Regions from separate parts of the Homo sapiens genome. Here region 1 is linked to region 2. A link is an interaction called in ENCODE POLR2A ChIA-PET data of the cell type or tissue named here. Cell type or tissue: A673. All regions are shown on one strand. Links, peaks and the distances in the headings refer to the core of each region. The heading gives the core; the rest is flanking DNA. Region 1 has its middle 24 kb from the start of SLC16A12. Region 2 has its middle 15 kb from the start of IFIT3.

Region 1 (2,820 bases), core at 233-2,732, 220 kb after region 2:
GACAACAAGTAAATAAGGAGTGAAATACACTATGTGTCAGTTGGAGATAAGTGCTATGGGGAAACACAGCAGGGACTGGGAGAGGGACAAGGCAGTGTGATTAAGAGTGTGGTCCGGGGCCGGGCGCAGTGGCTCACCTCTGTAACCCCAGCGCTTCGGGAGGCCAAGGCAGGCAGATTACCTGAGGCCAGGAGTTCGAGACCAGCCTGGAAAACATGGTGAAACCCCATCTCTACTAAAAATACAAAAATTAGCTGGGTGTGGTGGCACATGCCTGTAGTCCCATCTACTCGGGAGGCTGAGGCAGGAGACTCGCTTGAACTAGGGAGGTGGAGGTTGCAGTGAGCTGAGATCATACCACTGCACTCCAGCCTGGGTGACAGGGCGTGACTCCACCTCAAAAAAAAAAAAAAAAAGAATGTAGTCCACGGCCAGGCACAGTGGCTCATGCCTGTAATCCCAGCACTTTGGGAGGCTGAGGCAAGCGGATCACTTGAGGTCAGGAGTTTGAAACCAGTCTGGCCAACATGGTGAAACCTCATCTCTACGAAAAATCCAAAAATTAGCTGGGCATGGTGGCAGGCGCCTGTAATCCCAGCTACTCAGGAGGCTGGGCAGGAGAATCGCTTGAATTTTGGAGGCAGAGGTTGCAGTGAGCTGAGATTGTGCCACTGCACTCCAGCCTGGGCGACAGAGCGAGACTCTGTCTCAAAAAAAAAAAAAAAATAGTGTGTGGTCCGGGTCGTGGCATTCACGCAGCAACCTGAAGGAGGCAGGGGAGTGTGGCTGTGGTCATCTGGAGGGAAAGCACGGAAAAGGAGAAAGGGGCAAAATGAAGGCACCCTGAGTTTGGAGTGTGCTTGGTATACTTGAGGAAACACAAGGAGGCTGATGCGACTGGAACAGATGAACTAGGGCAGAAGTTCAAATTCTACTCAAAAAAAGAAGTGGAATTAGAGCAAGGGCAACAGCTAACCCAGATAATGATGTCTGCTGAAACTATCTCTTGGGGTCGTCTCCTACAGCTGCCCAAGGCAATGTTACTCCCTATTACACCGCTCAGTTGCGGTGTCCTTTATCTCGTGTGGTGAAAATTAGCGACGTGGACACACGTGGAGTGGATTAAGGGGTAGAAAGTTTAATAGGCAAGAAAGGAGAGAATAGCTCCCCGTACAGAGGGAGGAGGGCTCTGAACCGAAAACCCGCGTGCAGAGGAAAGCAGTGGTTTATATTGGGAGGCTGGAGGAGGTGGTGTCTAATTAGCATAGGGCACAGGGGATTGGTTTAACCACGTGTGTCATTCAGGTAGCCCCCCCAAAAAAACTGGCCCTCCCACCCTAGCCTTTTATTATGCAAATGCGGCTACCTGGCTGGTCGCCATGACACCTGTACACGTGGCAACAAAGAAAAAGTAGCAGGAACCGCCATATTGGCTGGACCTGACTCTTAACCATCTGCATTTGCATATCAATACTTGCAGGTCTGGTTTTTCAGGCTGCTTTCTGTTAGATAATAAATATTTGGGGGACCGCTTTTTTATTAAACGAAAAAGACTTACTGAGGACTCTTTTACCCTCTCTAGCTGCCTAAAATAATTTCTTAATAACTCCTGTAATACCTACATATAGAACCTTTTACAGTTCTCCAAATAGATTGTGTTCTTCACCCTTCCACGCCATCTCTGTCTACCTAAGCGGACTCCTTTTATACTTCAAGTCAAGCTTAATTATGGCCTTCTCTGGAAAACTGCCCCCCATCCTGATTAGACAAGCATGCCCTCGTAGCACCTTGTCACCCTATGCACAACCCTATCCTAGTGTCTATTGCATTGCATTGTAGCTGGTGCTTTACTTCTCTACCTTGCCCACCAGACAGCAAGCCTCTTGAGGACAAGAAAGCTTTTTCTTTCTGTCTCGGTATCCATAGTACTTAAATACTTATATAGACACAACAGATAATTAGGAAATGTTTACTGAATGAATAAATAGCATTGGCAATCACTCATAAAAACGCCAAGTCAGATTTTAGTACCCCCTTAGCATACTTGCACATGATACCTACTAGCAATCCTGAAGGGTCACTAGATGCCAGGCAATGCACTGAATTAGGCGGTTGTTGGTTACTATTCATTATCTTCCAACAACCCTACAAATTAGATGTTATTATTCCCATCTTTAAATGTAAGAAAAATAAAATTGGGCAGGTTAAATAGCATATGTCACCACCTAGACCCAGGATTTTAATTTAGTCTCTCTAAATCCCAAACTACACCAAGCTGTAAGTCAGAAAAATGTAAATGAGGAACAGCTTATGGTACACTTAAAAAAATTATTTGATAAAAATCTGTTAGAGATTTACAGAAAACTTTTCACACTGTATTTACATTGCTTGACTTCATTATGGATTTTCAAGGAAGAATGATTGAAGGCCAACTCAATCATTCAGCCACAGTGAAGAGTTTGGCATAATTTGAAACAAAGGAATACATATGGGAAGCATCTAGAACTGAGTGAAATGGTGGCAAAGAAGACATGGACCTATACAAATATTACTAATTGGGAAAACACTTATAAACCACTGTAGGGTTTCTACATTGTTGAATGCTATCCCAATTTTTTAATACATGACATAGAACAATATTTACATACATGTACACTGAAAATAGATCCAAAGGGTATAAAACAAAATGTTTTGGTTATTTCTGAGTTATATAATTTTTTTTTCTGTGCTTGTCCACATTTACTAAAATCTCCACAATTAAAAAAAAAAAAATCCATGATGAGCTGGGAGTCGTGGCGCACACCTGTGGTCCCAGCTACT
Region 2 (2,820 bases), core at 278-2,777:
TAATATCTAGTCACAAAGGTGTAAACAGAAAGGTAAAAGTATATAAATGTATAAGATGATCATTTGAACACTTTCCTTTTAAATTCCTTATCCCCTAGGAATTAATGTAATATTTGAAATAAATTCTGAAATGATTCCCTAGCTGATTTAACACCTGGAAACTTGCTTGTAGGTTCATAAGTGGCAGAAAGACTGTGGCCCTAAAGGAGTTCATCTCTCAGAATTTAGAATATAGACCCTACACCAGGAACCCATAAAGAGTTGCCCTCTGGTATTCACAGACATAGTATATGCACCTTGGACCATTTCCAAACTCAAAGATCCAGACCTGCTAGGGATTTTGGGTTTTGCCAAGGCATTATACCGTATTAAGAGGCTAACATAGTACATCATGGTGACTATAGTTAATAATGATATGTTGCATACGTGAAAATTGCTGAGAGAGTAGATTTTGTGTTCTCACTACAAAAAGAAAGGTAAGTAGCTGAGGTAATGCATATGTTAAATAATTTGATTTAGCCGTTCCACAATGTATACATATATTAAAACATGCTATACACCATAAATATATACAATTTTTACATGTCAACTAAATTTTTACTTTGTATTAAAAAAGGCTAATGGGGGGTAACTGCAGCTAATGAATAAACATCCAATAGGTCCAGCATTCCCATGTCAAGTGTCCTCTGCCTGTCATCCTTTATACAATAATTCTAATGAAATGCTAGATGGAATGGGACATACCACTCAAGAATACCACAGATGATCACCCTTAAGATATTATAAGATGGGCAGAGAGCACAGACTTCCACTCTTAACTCTTGCCTGGCTGATCACAAATCATATCCCAGCCCAGGTCCAGGGACCTACTTGCTTCCTTACAAACGAGGAGACCCTGGTTCTAAGACTTTTGCTGAGAGCAGAAATAACCTCCCCCATCCTCCTGCTCCTTAAACAAAAGAACCTTTAGGGCAATTGTCTAAAAGGAAACAACATACCAGAAATACAATTCCTGGGTTAAAGCAAGCAAAGCTGCTTTTCTAATAACTCCCATTTTCTATGCATACCCTGGGTCCAGCATTCCATCTTCCAGGTATGGTTAGAAAAGAGATCAGACCTTAGTGACTGCTGGTGAAGTGAATTGCATGCTGCAGCCCCTCATCAGCATCTTTGTACAGCTCAGTTTCGTGTTTTCTGCAGAATCAGGAGCTGACAATCAAAATGGCCCCTCACTCACATTCATTGGTCAGACTGGGCTTGTGATAACAATTTAGACTAATCACTGACAAGCAGGGATGGGGAGCACTGAAGTCAGCTATTGGCTGTGTCCCGGAGCAGTTGGGCATTCTGCCACTGGATGCTGCTTTTGTAATCTTGTCATATGACAAAGCATTATGATGTTCTTTTGTTTTCCTTGGATTGGCTTAAGGGCTGGTGAGAAGCAGGAAATATTCTGCCATGGGAAGTCTACTGACCTGCAAAAATTTATCAAAATACACAGAAGCAGGAATGGAAGGTGGAAAAATTACAAACTGTGATAATCAGCTCCAAGAGCATGTAGGGGTAAAAGGAGGTAGGTAATACCTCTCCTTACTCATTGTAAGAGTCATGGCTGACACTCCTATAACAAAAGACAAGTTAACAAGAGAAAAGCATAACAAATTTACTTAATCAAAGTTTTATGTGATATGAGAGCCTTCAGAAATGAAGACCCAAAGATCCAGGGAAAACTGTTTTTGTGCTTAGGTTCCATGAAGAATGGGCAGCTCTGTAGAGATGTGTTTGGACAAGAGTATGATCTAATGGTAATAGACTGGGTTCAAATTCTTCTTGGACTCTCTGTGTAGCATTTCTTCTTTGCAAGTATGGGGCAGGATTCCTCTGGATTAAGGGTCTTCAAATGAGAAGGGAGAAGGGAGAGAGTGACCTTCCTAAGTTTTATGGCTTGCTTTGGGGAAAGGGCTTCTAGTTTCTATCATTGTCTTGCGGAAGAGGAATTCTAGTTTCCATGGTTCACTCCAGGGGAGAAAGAAGCATGAAAGACAAGAGGGCAGGAGAAGGTCAAAGAGATCTTTCTTCGGAGGCCCTTCCAATGTCTTTCAGTTCAAAGTACTCAGCACACCGAGGCGCTATACTTTGGGCATCATGTTCTGAGAGCCAACAGCTACAGTGAAGAAGTATGAGAGCAGTCACTGAGTAGGGAGGGAGCTTTCAACTAACTTAGAGGAGCAGGGCCTGACCCTAGCAAGCATTCCTGGGGCCTCCCGATTGCCATATGGGGCAGTACTTATGTGTGGGACAGTGATATGAGGAGCTACACTCAGGAAGCTTCCTGATCTCAATTTTTATTATGATTTGTTTCTGATTTGGGATCTTCCTAACTGAATTAAAGAACTTATATTAATTTCTAGCTTAATTCAGGCAGGAGTTAGTCCAAGTATCATTCGACAAACTTTATTAATCTTTTAAAAGTGCCTTGGCTTTGGGTTTAGACCTATTTCAACCTCACCTCCACCACTTAGTATCTCTACAGTGTTGGGAAAAATCACCTAACCTCTGTGACCCTAAGATATTCCTACATAAAACCTGGGAATAATAAATTATACCTCACAGAAGATTAAATGTGTTTCCTTACAAGCATTATGGTAGACCAGATATACACAGAACAAAAAGCCTGTGTATCACAATGAAAAATGCTATATAATCTGCAAAACATATTTTTTAAATGCACAGCTGCATTTATAAGAGAGTAAGGAATTCCCTGAAGTCCAGAAATGACAGGAAAGTGAAAATCCACCAGAATAAGCATGTGTTCATTTG

Evidence for each region. ChIA-PET counts read pairs that join two places held together with the same protein. Peaks named below come from ENCODE experiments on the same cell type or tissue, not always from the same donor. Only the 100,000 strongest peaks of a DNase experiment are listed, where the experiment ranks them.
Region 1: POLR2A ChIA-PET joins it to region 2 with 8 read pairs; 4 of 35 experiments call an interaction of 5 or more read pairs at or near these places.

Annotation. Positions count from the first base shown.
Region 1 is chr10:89,557,713-89,560,532 of GRCh38, forward strand. No RefSeq gene overlaps it. Among named protein-coding and RNA genes, the nearest start is that of SLC16A12, 24 kb to the left of the region's middle. RefSeq lists an enhancer at 1,157-1,681. In A673, for the core only: no CTCF peak of the experiment used is centred there; no DNase peak of the experiment used is centred there.
Region 2 is chr10:89,341,494-89,344,313 of GRCh38, forward strand. It overlaps a transcript of LIPA not described here. Among named protein-coding and RNA genes, the nearest start is that of IFIT3, 15 kb to the left of the region's middle. In A673, for the core only: no CTCF peak of the experiment used is centred there; a DNase peak (open chromatin) is centred at 1,318.